2 separate regions of the Homo sapiens genome follow, and region 2 is linked to region 1. A link is a loop called in an ENCODE intact Hi-C map of the cell type or tissue named here. Cell type or tissue: GM12878. All regions are shown on one strand. Each heading gives the region's core, and the rest is flanking DNA. Links, peaks and the distances in the headings are about the cores only. Region 1 overlaps RAD51B (RAD51 paralog B). Region 2 overlaps RAD51B (RAD51 paralog B).

Evidence for each region. Peaks named below come from ENCODE experiments on the same cell type or tissue, not always from the same donor. Only the 100,000 strongest peaks of a DNase experiment are listed, where the experiment ranks them.
Region 2: it touches region 1 in a loop (6-fold over the local background); 3 of 110 quality-filtered maps call a loop at or near these places.

What each region holds. Positions count from the first base shown.
Region 1 is chr14:68,269,881-68,278,943 of GRCh38, reverse strand. All of the region lies in intron 7 of RAD51B (RAD51 paralog B), which reads right to left. Among named protein-coding and RNA genes, the nearest start is that of RAD51B-AS1, 410 kb to the left of the region's middle. RefSeq lists an enhancer at 3,303-3,352. In GM12878, for the core only: a CTCF peak has its summit at 4,009; a DNase peak (open chromatin) is centred at 3,273; H3K27ac peaks cover 4,405 bases.
Region 2 is chr14:68,205,882-68,214,944 of GRCh38, reverse strand. All of the region lies in intron 7 of RAD51B (RAD51 paralog B), which reads right to left. Among named protein-coding and RNA genes, the nearest start is that of RAD51B, 390 kb to the right of the region's middle. RefSeq lists enhancers at 3,737-4,016, 4,187-4,386. In GM12878, for the core only: no CTCF peak of the experiment used is centred there; a DNase peak (open chromatin) is centred at 3,894; H3K4me3 peaks cover 612 bases; H3K27ac peaks cover 2,772 bases.

The DNA of each region.
Region 1 (9,063 bases), core at 1,400-6,399:
AAAAAAAAATCTGCATTTCACATGCAACATCATTTAGGAAAAGTCTTATTAAAGGTTTCCTATCTCACCAGGAGAGCAAGCACAGGAACGCAAAGAAAAATCCCTCAAAATGACCTGCCATCTATTAGTGCTGGTTTCTTGTGGGTTTTGCTGTATTCCATAGACACAGCCTGAGATCATGTGGCCCAAGGGCTGGAACAGTGACTCAGCAGGCTCAGGACCAGGGAAAGGAGATGAGAAGCCACTGTTGTTTATTACAAAACAAAACAAACAAACAAACAAATGTAACTGGCTCTTTCAGCCCTCTACCGCATGCTGACCTTCCCTTAGCACCCCTTTATTTAAAGTACCCAGTGCCATGTCTTACTTGGAATTTTTAACAAATGCAATTTGATCAGGGTGAAAACTGAAGAGCACTACATAGTCTAGACAAAGAAAACTAACATTTACTGGGTACCCAGTGAGTATCAAACACCATGTTCAGTGCCTTAGTTACAGACCTCCTTTCATCCTCATCGTAACACCATGAGGTAGGTGACATTATTCCTCTTTTAAGGATAAAGATATTAAGTGACTTGCCTGGCTTGCAGCAAGCAGCAACATCAATGTGACTACAAAATCCCTTCTTTCAAATAGATTCACCATTTCAAGCATGGCACCAGGAAAACTACTATGTGGCATTCTAAATCCTTCTGGAAGAAATGAAATTGGTAGTACTGGAAATAGTATAAGGGTAACTCACCAGCTGTGTCTACCTTGTACATTTTTTTCTCTAGATAAATTTCTTCTCTAGGGCAACTAGTATTGCCTATTTCATAGGAGAGAAAAGCAAGATGCCAAGAAGTGTAGGAAATTTCTGGCACTGGTAGGCAAAAGAGCCAATAGAACACAGCACGCCTCTGGCTGGTCGCAGTGGCTCACGCCTGTAATCCCAACATTTTGGGAGGCCAAGACGGGCAGATCATTTTAGTCCAGGAGTTCAAGACCAGCCTGGCCAACATGGCAAAACCCTGTCTCTACCAAAAATACAAAAATTAGCCAGGCATGGTGGCACGCGCCTATAGTCCCAGCTATTTGGTAGGCTGAGGCACATGAGAGAATTGCTTGAACCTGGGAGACGGAGGTTGCAGTGAGCCAAGATTATGCCACTACACTCCAGCCTGGATGACAAAGCGAGACTCTGTCTCAAAAACAAACAAAAAAAACCCCCAGAACATACCTCTGATTCTCACCTGTGGCAAGATGTAGCCTTTGAAATACTATGGTAATAGATAAGAATTATTTACATTGCTTTAAAATAATGAACGGGCCATATATATAATATACACATTTATATGAATATAAAATTTCATCTGAACATCTTTATCAACATCAATAAGGTATATATTATATCTCTTTCCGTATCAGAGAGAAAAAGTGACTTGCCTAAAGTTTACAGCATATAAATGGGCCTAAACCCAAGTCTGACTCCATATCTCATGGTCTTTACATTCCTTGATCCTGAAGGGGAGGGCACCTCCCAGAAAAAGAGGCAGACTGACGGTGAAAGAATAACCTCCATGAGAAAGCTAGGTCTTACTGGCTTTCTGAAATAAGGATGAGCTGCTTGTGAATTGTTATGTCCCGTGGAACTGGATCTTGGCTTCTCCTTTTTCTCTACACAGGTTTGACTATTAATAATAGCATTAGGACCTATGGCTGTCTCTGAGGGTTGTCGTCCATTACTAATGTGAGGCTCCTCGTAAGTGCTGGTTATGGTTTATGAGTAGTGGTCCCCTTCATTAATTCAGCCAAAGAGCTTCCAAGAGAGGACTATGGAAGTAAGAAGTGAGAGAAACCCATACCTGGGACTAAGGAGGTTCAGAGTGAGATTGCAAGGAGGTTAAAGAGTAAAGTTTATATTTAAGGCTTCCTTCCCTAACACTCACCATGTTCTCTCCGTCCTGAGTACTCCATAAGCTTTGTACACTCATCTTTTCAAGTGCAGCTAAAAGTGGGACCTGCTCCCCGACATCCTTTTCCCAGTAGCCAGTACTACCTCGGAGGGCTTTGAGGGCCCAAGACCCCATCCCTGTGCCATCCACCACTGCTCATAAATCTACACAGTCCTTTCTTCCCTACCCTCTTTCTGATGAACTAAGTCTTAAATATGTCTTACAGATGACTTTTGCTACAGAGCTGTGTATTTTTGAGGGAAGGCCCCTGCTGACATACCAATTGCACTAAAGCAGTTGCTCTGAAGTGGTGGGGACGGGTTTTGAATCTAGTTCTTCTCACTCCAGTTCCATACTAATTCCCCTACACATTCTTTTCCTTCCTCTTCTGAAATAGAAAACCTGGCTCAACATGTGACTGACAGACTCCCCTGTAGATACTGGAAGCATAGTTGAAATAAAAGCTGAATATCTCAGAAAACAAAATTACTCAAGTAATTAATTATTAAAATTAAAAATGTTATGAAAATACTTATTAAATACAAATCGTGGTTAAAACAAAGATAAGACTGATATTTTTCTGTTTAAAAAAAAAGTAAAATGAGTACGCAAATGAGCTAAAATGAAATGTAGCAAGTAATCCATGAAAAGAGGATGGATGGGAAGCTAGGAGATGGGAAGGTATGACTTCTCAATGGGAGACTCAGGGGAGGAGTCATTTGATCTGGGCCTTGAAGGAAGGGCCCAATTTGGACATTGAGAGTTATGTGGAAGGTCATTCTAAATGGCAGAAGAGGCCCCTATATTATGATAATTTGGATCTGCAGAGTATTTCAGAGGAGGAACTCTGGAATACTGGAAGTCATTAACAAGGTGACCAATCTGTCTCTTTCTATAATAACAGCACAGGTATTTATACCAGGGATTCATCTGTCTCAAAAAAGGAGCTCTTTGAAAAGCATGAAAACAGGCTCCCAGCTGGGAGACACTGGAGAGGACTTCCTTCTCCTGTTCACCTGCATCTCATGTCTGCATGATCCAACTTTACAGGAAGTAGAAGCAAGATGTCTACATAATCTCCTCCTACCACTGAACTTGGTTCCTACAGGACAGGTTCTTGCAGTAAGGACAAAAAAATAGAAATAACATGTCAGCTGAGAATTCAAGGGTGTGTGTGTGTGTGTGTGTGTGTGTGTGTGTGTGTGTGTGTGTGTGGAGAGCTAGTTTCAAACTGTATTTAGAAGCTAAATTCTGCTACAACACATCAAAGAATATCAGGCCCCATTACAGAGGAAAGGAAAAGCCCTAATTTGCATGCAACAGGGTTTAGGAAAAATTTTTATGAAAGACTTCTCTAAGGGGGTAAAAACTAAAACAAAACAGCAACCAAAAAGTCCTCAAATGACTGTGTGACTGTGTGTCATCCATGCGTATCCTGATAGCTTCTCGCCAATTCCCTCGCAGGCAGGAGAGACCCCACTGGACTTCAAAATTTTCCTACCCTAGAGAAAGGAGGCATTATAAACCAAAGCAGAGTCCCCTTATTTGTTCCACTACTTTTTTTTTTTAAGTCCACTTTTTCTGCCAGTTACTTTTCAACATGACTGACAAGAATGCTTTCCACTTTTCCATTATGTTTTCAAAGCCAACAGCAAAGCTCAACTAGAGGTTCAAATAAAAATTTTAATCAATACAACTATAAGAATGTTACTTTCATATAAATTTAGTCAGTTCTCAGGTAGCACATGAGGGTCACAGAGAAACTCCCTGACTCTAACACAGACTTGGAAATGAGGAAAATAAGATGGCCTTCTGGAGTTAAACTGCATAATAATCAGCACTCACTGGCACAGGACAGAACTGCAGAATGAAAGGACAGAATATATGTCTCATTAAACAATGGATCTAGGCAATGATCATCAATGGGTGCTAAAACCAGTAGGTGAAAAGTTGACAGAAATCTTGGTCATGGGAAGAAGATCAGGCTGCCACTATCCCGAACCACTGATCAACTTAATCACCATTAAAGGTGATATAGTCAGACATTATTGCCTTGTGACATGATAAAATAGGAAGTACTAGCACCACCTATAGAGTGTTTTTGCCTAAAAAGAAAAAACAAAACAAAACCCTCTAAACCCTAATCTAATCAAACCTTAGCAGCAACCACCAGTTTATGGGAAATATAAGATCTAGCAGAACAAGTTAAAAGGACGTGGTGAAGAAGCCATCAGCCAAATCTAGAATATAGGGCATTTGATATCCAATTTCTCCAAATAATTAATGTCACAAATAAAAGGAGAGTAAGGAAGTAATTATTTCTGACATAATTATTAATTATTTGTGACATTATTTGTGACATTTATTATTTTATTCTGGGAAGTACTCCAGAATAAAAGAAAGTAAAAGGATATAACAACCAAATGCAATTTATGGACCTTATTTAGGTCCTTATTTAAACTAATCAACTGTAAAAGGATATCTTTGAGACAATCAGGGAAATCTGATTTTGGGCTGGGTATTGGATGATATTAATGAATTGTTAATTTTGTTAGGTGTAGTAAAGGCAAGGCATTATGGTTTCATATGCCCTTATCGATTTAAAGATAGGAGATGTGGGTAGAGAAATGTGTGTTCCAGAGATAAATTTTAAAATGCAAACAAGAAAGGAAGGAAGAAAGTAAATGTAATCATGGTACATTTTGTAGCTCTGCCATGAATGCTTACATTGTCACAGTAATGTAAATATTAACTGAATATTATGATATAATCATACCGGAAAAAAGAAGGGGAAGAGTGAAATGGAAGGAGAGAATGGTGTAAGTACCCTATGGTCATCGTCCATAGAAAACATGAGATAATGTCTAAAATAGAAAAATTAAGAAACAGCAATTCAAGCATATCAGTTAGAAATGTGGGGGTCACTAGTAGAATCAACAAGAGATTTGAAAGTGGCTGCTCCCGAAGCATAAGAAGCAAAGGAGAGTGGGGAAATTGGGGCAAGAAACTGGTTTTCAGTACAAATCTATACTATTACTAGATTTGTAAAACATTATACATGTTTTACTCTGATGAAAAATAGAATTTAAATAAAAAATAATATGTAGAACAGGATATGGGGAGGAAGTCTGTCAGCTAAAAAATTTTATATAAAGTATAGCCTGGCATGGAGGCTCACACCTGTAATCCCAACTACTCAGGATGCTGATGGGAGAGGATCGCTTGAGCCCAGGAGTTCGAGGCTGCAGTGAGCTATAATTGCACCACTATACTCCAGCTCTGTATGACAGAGTGAGAGCACATCTCTAAGAAAAAAAAGAAAAATGATGGAAGTGCTTGTTCCGAACCTAATCAGGGTTGCCAGGAAGCCCTGTGTGCCCACTCAAGTGGTCACCTGACAGATAGATCTGCACTGTAGAGGTGGAACAGCAGGCTAACGGGGCCTGATAATATAAGCATTTGAATCACTTAACTCCCCTCACATCAATTCTGTACTTACCAAGCAACTGTCCAATAATTTGATTTGTCACTTAATTTGCCTTAAAGGGGAACTTAGGCAAGCCTATCCAGTGGATAGAACAGCTTAATTTTACACTGTAGGATCAATAATTTGGCATTCTATTTTTATAGCTCAGCCTGGTCCGGGAGCTTTGGGACCAAGAACAGGGCCAGGTTCACCTGAGAGTAATAGGCTTTTGGCCAAAAGCTGATCACCAGGCAAAAAACACCTTGGGAGACTTCCTGACTCTGGATAGCAGCCTCCTCCTGCTCAGGAGCTGCCCTAACCTTAGTGTCCTCATCACACTGCCTTAAGCAAAATCATAACCACCAGTTAATCTCAGTTATTCCCCTACATTACACTAAATAATCAAGAGACAATTGTGTCTGACCACTTGTAGGAAGACACAGTGGTCACTCGTGGCTCTTTTCAAGCAAAGATATTCTTCAACAGTTGCTTTCAGGACCCCACAGGACATCATGGGCAGAAGCCGAAGTTCTAGAACTTTTAAAATATAGAAAGTGTTGGGCCAGGCGCAGTGGCTCACGCCTGTAATCCCAGCACTTTGGGAGGCCGAGGCAGGCGGATCACCAGGTCAAGAGATCGAGACCATCCTGGCTAACACGGTGAAACCCCATCTCTACTAAAAATACAAAAAATTAGCCAGGCAAGGTGGTGGGCACCTGTAGTCCCAGCTACTGGGGAGGCTGAGGCAGGAGAATGGTGTGAACCCGGGGGCAGAGCCTGCAGTGAGCCGAGATCACGCCACTGCACTATAGCCTGGGTGACAGAGAGAGACTCCATCTCAAAAAAAAAAAAAAAAAAAAAAAAAAAAAAAAAAAAAATATATATATATATATATATATATATATATAAAGTGTTTATAAACAAAATACCATGGTAATAGAACATTTCAATTTTTTATACAGAAAACATAATAATAAGTATTATTGAGTACTTCCAAAGTGCTCTTTACATGTAGTATCTCATTTAATCTTCACAAAGCCCTAAGGTATAGGATCATTCTATTTGTCATATACATTTATTTATTTACAAAGATGGAAAATAAGATATGGCAACATTGAATAATTTGGTCAGGGTCATACAGCAGAATGGAGCAAGGATTCATAACTGGGTCGTCCACTTAGTGGGTGTGGTTCTCAGCGGCAGCGAAGTGTCTTGCTGAGAGTCACACAGCAAATGAGAAATAGAGCCAGGAAGAGGCATCTCTTGTCTTTTACTATAAGTCTGCAGAAGGAAGTGGAAGCCAATGAAACCCTTGAGACATTATAATCTCCCCTAAGTACAGCCACTACAGCCAATTCCATTAGCTCCAAACCAGCTGAGCAAATGCCTGAGTTATATTAAGCCCCCACAGTGATCACGTGGTGAAGAAATGCCTCTGTGCAACTGCATCCAAAAATTAGAAATTAAGTTCTGAAATCATAACAGAACTGTTGGTGACAGGGCAAAAAGTGTGGCACACAAAAATTGCTTGCTGTTTCATTTTCGAGTTGAAACAAGTATCTCACAAAGATAACTTCATGCATTTGCCTTACTTCCCCCTGGAGAAAGGAGAACAAAAAGAAAATGGCAAATTTGGGAGGCTCCCAGAGTTCTAATAAAGTTGTCCTTCATTTATTGTCAAGGCCACCATTTATTGAGCAATTACTATGATGTGTGAGCAATAAAGCTAAGCACCTTTCAAACATTATCATCATCGTCATCTTCAATTAATTAGTCCCTTGTTACGAGTTGATCAGTCTGCTAAGCACTACGCAGAGATTACCTCCTTTAATCCTGGCCACTCTCCTGTGAGGCAGGCCATAGTATTTTATACCCATTTGACAGGTAAAGAAAATGAGCTTAGAGGGCTTCTAAAAATTGTATAAGGTAATGGGAGAGCCATAACTGGAAGCTAAAGCCCAGAACCCATATCCATTGGACGATAAAGCCTTGTTTCTTACCTACCATGCTGTATTGCCTATTTATCTTTTTTTTTTATCTTCACAACACACTTTCAAGGTGCTATAATATTCATTTTATAGATGAGAAAAATGAGTCTCAGAGAGGTTAAATCACTTTCTAAAGACACACAGCTGGTAAGCAGCAAAGCTGGGATTCAAACCCAGGCTTGTTTTACTCCAAAGCCCAAGCTTTTCATCACTACACTACAGTATCTGTCTTTTCACTAGGATGTCAGTGCATTCATTTAATAAATATTTATCAAAGCCTTACTATGCACCAAGCACTGCTGTAGGCACTTGGGATACAATGTGAATAAAACAGATAGAAATCCTTCCCTGTAGTTTACATTCTAGTGGTGGGAGGCAGACAATAAACGTAATAAATGACAAATGATACAGTATGTTAGAAAGTGATCATTACTATGGGAAACAAACTAGGGTAAGGGAGATTTAGCTTAAGGTGTGGGAATAGGTTGCAATTTTAAACAAAATGGGCGACAGAGGCTTCATGGGAAAAAGAAATATGAACATAGAGTTAATGAAGCAGAGGACAGTACACATATGAATATTCAGTCAATTCTATAACTCTTCAACAGAAATCTGTAAAGAGAAATCCTTTAACATCTTATCTCATGTACAAATATCAAGGAAGCAGAAAAGTTAAAAAGCCAAGGGCCTGGGCTTTATCCCCTAACTTGCAAAAATGCATACTGCAAGGAGATAAAAAAAAATACACACATAGCTCATCTGCCATAAAAGATGGAAATGGTAAGGTTGGTAGCTGTATCTAGGCAAAGAAAAAAAAGAGACAGAGAGAGAGCTAAATATTTTACCTATCAAGAATTAGCTCCCAAAGTCAGTGGCGTTTCCCAGGCAATCTGGGTGATGTCTTCATCAAGCTCTCAGTCTACAGATGTTAACATTATAAAACTATTCCCATAAAATTACACTGCATAACAGCCGAAGACTGGCTGAACCCCTGTGACCCAAATGTGCTATCTCCAGAAAAACCAACAAGGCAAGCTATATTACACTTTCCATGAGTACACAAAGCCTAGACTATTCTGAGTAAAAGTTCATTACTTGGAGAGTTCAGCCTAAGACTGTGGGAAATTACAGAAATAATCTCTTCATCCAAATAAAAAAAGAACTCCTCTATTAGGAAAGATCCTGAAAATGTATCCCTCTATTCCAGACTCTCTAATAAGGAAAAATTAAGGCTAGACACTGAATTTTGGTGCTTTGCCTCCTCTATGAATGGCCTTCAGTGAACCATCTGCTCCTTACAGGTCACAAACAAATTTTATTGGCCATATCTGAGGATATAGCAACATATATTCTACAGGGCTTCTCCTGTTTTGGGCTGGATCGCAGGGCATGTAACAAACTAAAGGAATTGAAGAAGCAGAACTGCCTAGTGAGACTAATGGAAGTTAAGGTTGCAAAGTTATCGCAAAGTTATTCTTAGGGTTAGTATTAGTAAAGTATTACATGACTACCTGAAATGTATTTCTATTTTTGATTTCCTTGTTGACCCTTTGGAAAAAGAGGGTGGTTCTATAGTAGCTGTTTCCAATTGGCAGTTGTGCATGACCAGAAGCTTCAGATCAAGTGAGTCAACCAGGACCTCAATCCAAGGCCTGTGTTCCACTACTGGACAACA
Region 2 (9,063 bases), core at 1,286-6,285, 64 kb after region 1:
ACCCCCAAGGATTCATTTAATTCACAGTATAAAGGCAAAACAACAAAGTTGAAATAAAAGAAGGCTGGTTTCACAGGTTGCCCACAAAACTGAGAATTTTTTACTACAGCACAATGCAATAAAGAGGCTTACAAATTGAGTCCTGGGGGAAGGACACGAGCTGTATTTGTTGCATGTGGGTATAAGAGGCCAGAAGTTGGCCTCTTCTATTCTGTGAAGTGCCATGTGCATAAATTTGTAGACTGTAATTCCCTTTAACTCAAAACACTCGTGAACAAACAGTTGGAACAAAGCCACCTCCAGAACATGATGAACCATAGCACTTAGAACACTGATCATCTCTCATTGCTCAAACAAATAAGCCTTTAAAATACTGACATGCTTTACTTGGAGTTTTTTTATTTATGCGTGTCTTAACTGATTTCAAAAGAATCTTAGGGAGTGGGGGCCGTAGAAGTAATCTAGACATCCCTCCCCTCCACCTCCCCATGCTAGAAGATTCTTTTTCACATCATTCTGTACAGAGGCCAAACATTTCAGAGATAAGAGTGCTCCATTGGCTTGGTTGCCCCACTGAAGTTAAAGTTGGTAAGTACCAGGGGTAACACAATTCCCCTGCCTAAGGTTTCCATGAGTGGCCTCCTGCTAGAGTAACATTTTGATCTTTTTTGTTTCAGCCCACTTCAAGGATACCAAAAAGAATTTTTGTGCAGATATGAACTAGGTTTCCTCCTCTCTCATTCACAGTCGAGAAGTCAGGTGCACCCCTGGCTTCAGGATGCACACTTTCTCCTTCTCCTTCACACAGGAACTGCCCTCCTCCTGCAAACAACAGTTGTCCAGGGCCTTACCTGACTCTGAGAGTGTGTTTAACTAGGGAAGGGTATAAAAGGCCTGATTGTAGCCACAGATCAGGCCACATTCTCTAATATGGTTTTACTGGAATAAAGCTGACATTTTGTTCTCCATCAACCTGATGCCAGAGTCCATTTCTCAACAGGGAATGAGAAGTGATTTTTTTACTCTCTTAGACACCAATGGCATCTACTCTTTCTCATCATGTAACTATGTTAATATTTGAAGGTTGTCTTCATATTCCTCTTTGGTTTTTCTCTTTTCCAGCCTGACATTAGTTCACCGTTTTTCCTCTTAGGATGTAAATCCAGACCTCTTATTCTCCTGATTATAATGGTCAAGGACCCCCTTAATGACAGACCTGACCTAGTACTCTGGACATGGACTCTTAGAGAAGAACTACTGCCACCATGATCCATGATGCTATATTCTAATAATGCACCCTCCTATTAGTTGTTCTTTTTTAAAAGTAGGTATACGTTAGTATTGAATCACATTGAGTTTCCCACCAACTAATGTCCCTAAATCTTTTCCTTATTACTTGCTATCAACCTAAGCTTCCTCCTTCAAGACTTAACATACTATTTTGTTAACCTTAGCTTAGGACTTTACATTAATCTGTGTAAAATTCTGACTCACTGGTTCTAGTAGCATAATACAGTTATGAGCATGGGCTTTGGTGATAGACAAATGGTCCTCTGCCATCTGTGCCTCTTATTGGCTGTGGGACTTGGGTAAATGACTTAGCATATCTGTGCCTCTACATCTATCTATAGAATGGAATATTACTAGTATACACCTCAGAGGGTCACTGTGAGGATTAAATGAGAGAAGTCATACAACACATTTAGCATTTTGCCTGGCACACAGTAAGTACTCAATAAATGCTACATATGGTTGTTATTAGCAAATCCGCCCATCAACCTACACAGATCTTTAAAAAATCCTATCTCACTTGTTGCAAAAGCACATTATTTGTGCTTTCGTCAGAAATTTTTAATGAGAAAATTGGATAGAACAGCATCACTAGACAGGTTCCTGAGGCTTACCCTGAGGACCCCTCTCCAGATGGACATTAGTCCATCCATCAGGTCAAAACTGCCAGTGGACATTTGTTCAACCAGCTATGAATCTACTTAACCTCAACAAGACAACAAGAGTATCATAAAAATCTTAGCCAAACTCCTCCCAGAAATAAAAATCTATCCCTTGACATTTCCATAACCAATAAGATGAACTGTGAAAGACTTTAAGGATGTTAGAAATAGGAATGTTTTGTTTTCAATGAGCTCATATTGACTCCTAATAATCACATTTTTCTCACACGTAATCATTCAGTAATCCACTCTAAAAATTTGCTGAAGATCAATGTCCTGTGCATTCTGGAACATGTCTTCTTCTTCACTCCATTTCTTCAAAATTAGGATAGTGTCCAGTGCCATTTTCCATTACTATGACACCAAACCCTATTGCTATCATTTCTCATAAATGATGTGATTACACTGGCAAATTCTGTCACTACCCAGTGCTGTGGTTCCAATGGAAAGTCCCCAGTAGTGAGTTAGGAGGGTTCTAAACCAGTCCAAATTGTTCAGCAAACTGCTGACCACCCAAAGGACACACATGGTGGTATTTACCTTGCTGCTGGTGCTGCTGTTGTTGCTGCTGCTAACAGCTCTATGTAAGGCTCTGAGTCAAGTATTTTACATGGATTGTCTAATTTAATTCTCAAAACAGCCCTCTGAGGTCAGTGTAAAGATAATATCCTTTTTAGAGCGGGGTCTTAGGTCATACAGCATGTAAGTGGCTGACCTAGTATTCAAACCCAGTTCAATCAGATTCTAGAGCCAAACTTCCAACCAAGTGCCATATTATCTCCCTTTTTTACTAAATGGCACTATTTCATTGTATGAACTGTACAGCTTGGGTCCAGTCCCAGCCTTGCAGGCACAGAAATTTGACCTTGTCAGTATCCCAGAGTTGAATAGACTTAGGCATGATGCCTTCCCCTGACGAAGTTCACAACAAACTGGTGGAGCAAACGAGAATGCCAATGTGTTGATTTACAACAGTTATGTATCTGTCATACAGACCATAACAATCTGACCAGAGCATTTTTCCCTTTAGAGGGTTCTACTTACAGAGGCAAACTGTAAACACAAGACATCATAATAGGAGGCATTTGCTATAGAACTTGAATGTTAAATTGAATTTCCAACAAAGAAGGACTTGCCAGTGACACTGAAACTTTGAAGACTACCAACATTCACATTTCTATGGACAGTTACTGTGGGTACAGGGCACAACCAGTGTTTGCCTCTGGGTGCTTCTGATGTCGACCAACCCCCTTTCTGACACACTGGTGCATTACTTACGTCTAGGCCAGTCTTTGGCCTAGAGACAATGACTTTCCTTAGGTGACTTTCCACAACTATGCTCTGATATCTGATGGTTTTATATATTAATTTATTTCCCAACCAAGTTGTTGAGTAACCTTCCCCACCATATCTAGTCTACAATCTATAATATAATTCACTCTGGCCTAAGGCCTTTAATTCATTTAAGAAAGCTAGGAGCTCTCCTACTTTCTTATGTTTTATTTTTCTTTTTTCCCCCTTAAAGCCATGTATACCATATTCAGTTGGCAACACAAAAGAGGTGCTACAATAGTGAAGGTGGTACAAAAACAGGACCTGAGATGTTCTTTTCATTCTTCTATCTTCTCCAAACATTGGTTTCAATGGGGAAAGCGGGTGGAGGGAGGGCAATGTGATTAGAGAGATTCTTGCAGGCAGGGAGCAAGGCCCTTGAACTAAAAGTGGAAGTAGCCTTATATTCAGATAAATCAGTCACTAGGCACTGGGTGGGGAGGGGAAAGGGTCACAAAGAATGTTCTGAGCTAGGCCACTTAATGATTTTAGACATGCCTACCTAGGAAATGCACCATGTGGCAATGCTCTTGTTCTGACCACAGCACATTAGTCAGAGAAACATCCTCAGAGAGAAGATCAAGGAAGACAAGGCACATGTTTGAGTGTGGGAACACAACTGACACTAAGTGAAGCTTGACAACCTGAAAATGAAAGTGACTGGAAATGAAGTGAAACCATTCTGTTAGTAAAGAATGGAATGCGAAAATGAAATGAACATTTTAAATAGAGCACACTGCCCTTCATTTTACTTGGTGACTCAGCCTGGGAGTTTCTGTAATACATACAGAATTCTGTTTGGTGAAGTGACCTACTTGCTCTTTGTGGGCGACCATATCGTGAACAGCTGGGGAGTAACTCACTCCACGTCAACATGATACTGATCACAAGCGCATTTCCTTGCTTTTGCAGAGTGCAATGGAGATTTCAAAGCACTTCTTCCCAAGTATTTTCTCCTTTAATTCTCACACAAACTCTGTGAGATTGTTGTCCATTTTGTTACAGGTAAGAAAACTATTTTAAGTTCAGTGTTTTTTCCATGATACTACAGCAGTGGCAGTTACTACTAGAGCTCATGCAGAATTCACTGAAGGCCACCAAGACACAAGACACACACAATGGTCATTCCATCACCCTTAAGTAACCTAAGGCCTGGTCATGTATATACATAGAATGGTATGTTACCATCCCTAATATCTTTAAGATCAAACCCACATGTACAAGAACATTTTTAAGGTAGTCCTATCTATTTGGCTCCAGAGTATTTGAATACTGCAATATAAATACTGATCACCTTTATTTGCTTCAGGCATGGTGTATAAAAATTGTCATCCCATTGAATAAATCCCTTGTTACCTGGTCTCAACGTTCCTAACTATAGAACTATTCTAAAGATATTCCTGGCTGGGTGCGGTGGCTCACACCTGTAATCCTAGCACTTTGGGAGGCTGAGGCAGGTGATTACCTCAGGTCAGGAGTTAGAGACCAGCCTGGCCAACATGGTGAAATCCTGTCTCTACTAAAAATACAAAAATTAGCTGGGCATGGTGGCGTACGCCTGTTGTCCTAGCTCCTCAGGAGGCTGAGGCAGGAAAATCACTTGAACCCGGGTGGCGGAGGTTGCAGTGAGCTGAGATGGCGCCACTGCACTCCAGCCTGGGTGACAGAGTAAGACTCTGTCTCAAAAAAAAAAAAAAAAGGTATTCCTAGAGTATGTTTCGCTCAGACTAATACAGCCTGATGAAATTCCAGTGCCAAATAAGGAAAAAGATCGTGTGCTCATGGAGGAATATTACTGCCTGGCAAGAAGCTTCCTTTAATACCACTTAAAAAGATTAGCAGGAGGAAGAAAATCACGATTACAATAAAAGAATTATCACTAAAATTTCTCAGTGCAATTCCTTTCTTTGATGCCTAAACACAGGACCTTCTATTCTAGCAAGATGGTAGTTAAGGCATGTGTATCCGAAGGGCAGGAGATCCCTAAGTGGGTACAGAATATCTTACAATCATCTTCCCAAAAGTAGATTAAAAGTGGACTGGTGCATTTTTCAGATCTAAATATTCTCCTTTCTCTTCGCCCTCACTTCTGCTCTTTTAAATGTTGGAAAAAAAAATGAACAAGGCAACAAAGAAAATTTTAAAATGCTCATGGAAAAACTCATCTTCTAGAAGGGAATCTTAGTGGGAGGGACAATTCCTCTCAGAGAGTTATCAGTGAAGCTGTGAAAATATGAGGCCCTGGAAGCCAGAGGTGTCACCCAACAAGGCTGCAGCAAGGACAATTAGCAATGGCTGCTGTGCCCTCTGTCACTGCCTCAACTTAGAAAGGATGTCTTTGTCAGCCTCAGGATACTTAGCATGGTGCCTACCTCACAGAGAGTTCTATAAATAATTGCTGAGTGAAATCAGATGAAATGGAAACAGTTTCAACATGTCCCAAAAGTATTAGATACTTGAGTGCTAGAGTGGAATTGTTCTCTATTGGAAGAAAAGAAAAAAATATACCATTTTGAGTTGCAAGTCTTCAAGTCTTGCAATGTGAAGGATGACAAAATCTTCCTGATCTCCAAACTGGGTCACCTATCATGAAAGAGGAAAGCACTTCTGCAAAGTGCTACACCCTAGAAAACATCTTAAACCACTCAACAAAACAAGATTTCACCTCAAGGGAAGACTATCGAAGATCTCCACAGATTCCATTCAATTCAGTAAAGATTTCACTTTCAGATTGCCCATAGAGGTTGCCTGTGGGTGCTGGCTACTCAACTGCTGCTGAGCACAGTGCAACTCTATCATAATGCAGCTTGTCATCCCACAGATGTAATATCCACTAGGGTATAATATATAACCCCAATGAGTTTTACTGTTGAATAGAGATGCTGTAATGTATGGTGCAGCCACAGACCTGCATGGAGGGTCAGTTAACCTGAGTTCAAGCTCTATCATTTTCCAGCTGTGTCCAGCATGGACACATTTTATCTCTCTGAGCCTTGGTGTTTTCCTGTGGAAAGCAAGGGGCTTAAAGCAGATAACCTCAAAGATCCTCTCTAGCTTCTAACATTTGTAATATTCCATGACTCTGTGAAGAAAAGCAACTAAAATTAAACCCTTTATTGTTTATATACTGCATAGAAAACAAGTTGATACATCAGAAGGTCACACGGACATGATCCTGTTAGAAAAACCAGCCCTTTCTGTGGCTGAAAGGAATGAGAATATCTTGGCTTTCAAAGTGGGCAAAGATTTGGTTTGGACTTCTCTCCAAAAGAAAGCATGTCTCAGCAGTCAAAATGATGCCAGTAGCCACAGGCTGGGTCATTGCTTTTAGTGAGGCCCAGCAGGCACAACACAACTTTCTTAATTACCATTACTATAACCTTTACCACACCTTGTTTTTCTTGGGGACTCTCTTGGTCAGGTAATCTGGGTTAGATCCAACCCAATTTATAAAATTTGAGGCTTTTCCCACTGTAGGTAAGATTACATGCTATTTTAAGAAACCTCTTGGGGGATGAGGAAATATGTTGTTTTTTTTTTTAAATATTATACTGTATATCGATTCCAAATGCTAGCTGAACTTTTAAAGAAAAACATGAGTTTCCCTAAAAATAGCCTGTCTACAATGCCTCTTAGACTTGGGCACTTTATACACACAGTATAACTTGCTTAGCCTGCAGTTAGAAATAAAATAATATTTAGTGAACACATTTAAAAGGTTAAGAAAAGCTAAATGTAAATGTCCCCAAAACATTAAACATTAATTAACGTGAGCTGACTTGTTATTTAAAAGTTATATTCTCAAAAAAAAAATCTCAAATGAGTTCCTAAATCCAGATTTAAAAACCTTTGGTAACCAAATATCAAATCCAAAGGCCCAGTCTCGGTCTTCAATTTTCCTTGACTATTCTGCAGTATTGGACTGCTGGAATTCTTTCTAATCCTGACCACCATGACTCTACCTAGTACTGGCTCCCCTGCTTCTTTGACTTCACTCTCTACATCTCTTTCCCCAGGCTATTCTTAATTTATCTCCTTCTCCTACCATAACTTTTTAATGTATCACAAAATGCAGAGACATCCTCTGCTCTTTTCTCTTTTAGTATCTTTTTCTTACAGTCTTGCCTTTGGATTTGGCAAACTCTAGATGTATTTTCTCCTAACTCTGTGTGGATGACTTCCTAATCTTAATCACTATGCTTCACCCTGTCATGTGAATTTCGATTTTCTATCTTCCCCCACTGCAAGCTGAACATCTCTACCATTTTGCCTTATTATTTCAAATTCAGAAGCCATGTAAAACTGAATTGGGCAAGTAAGAAACCTGTGGGAATGAATTAAAATTGGAGATATCAATGAATCAATTCATGATTTCTAAAATATGCATATATGCATATGTAGGTGTATATGTGTGTGTATTTATATATATATGTATGTGTGTGTGTGTGTGTATTTTTCCCCAAGTTCACTTCACTGAAAGAGCCAAGAGCCAAGATACCTCAATAGTAATGAGCACACCTATGCCCAGAACTTAGTCTTTAACACTATTTCCACCAGAAAAGAACTGGGGTGGCCGGGTGCGGTGGCTCAAGCCTGTAATCCCAGCACTTTGGGAGGCCAAGGCGGGCGGATCATGAGGTCAGGAGATCGAGACTATCCTGGCTAACAGGGTGAAACCCTGTCTCTACTAAAAATATAAAAAAATTAGCCGGGCGCGTTGGCGGGCGCCTGTAGTCCCAGCTACTTGGGAGGCTGAGGCAGGAGAATGGCATGAACCCGGGAGGCGGGGCTTGCAGTGAGCCGAGATCGCGCCACTGCATAACCGCCTGGGTGACAGAGTGAGACTCCGTCTCAAAAAAAAAAAAAAAAAAAGAACTGGGGTTTCTTGGGAAAATGGGTGATTTCAGAGCTTAGGCAGAGTAGGTACAAGGTGTGCCTAGAATAACTTATGCCAAAAATCAAGGAAGTGTTAAAAAAAAAAAAATAGACGGTGGAGATATGATACCAGAACATACTGGCTAAATCTGAGACAGTTTATATACCAAAATGATCTGGTACAGTATCAACCACTGAAAAGAACAGTGGATTCCATGACCAGTACAAACTGGTAAGAGATGCATGTTTGGATGGAGAGAAGAAAAAGCTCCTGCTTATTAGAAAATGTCTACTGTTGACAGGCGAATGTGGAAGGAATGTCAAAGATGGAAAATCATGATTTTTCAGTCATCTTATAAAGTTTGGACTATACAAGAATCATCAACAGATAATAAATTTGGGGGTAGTGATGAAGAGCAAGCTATTTGTTTCCCACTGATTACTCAGTGCTTTTAAAGGAAAAACAGTACCTACACAAAGGAAAAATTAGACAATGCCTTGACCTGGAGATCAAAATTTACATCACCATGAGTGGGAGATGGACATTATGTGCCTGCAGATGTGATAACTCAAGGACAAAACATCACCTGGATGACAAGGCATAACCTGATTCTAATCATAAGGAAACATCAGACAAATTTTTAAAAAGCAAGAGGGGGGGCTTAAATTCTTTAAAACTGACAAAGTCATAAAAGATAAAGGCTGTAGACATGTTCCAGATTAAAGGAGACTAAAGGAACATGACAACTAAAGGCAATACCTAATCCTATGCTGGATCCTATGCTGGAGGGAAAAAGTGCTATAAACAACACTATTGTATCTTTGAGCCAACTGACAAAACTGGCATATAAATGGTAGATTAGATAGAAGTATTTAATCAAATTTACCAAAGTTGATAACTCTA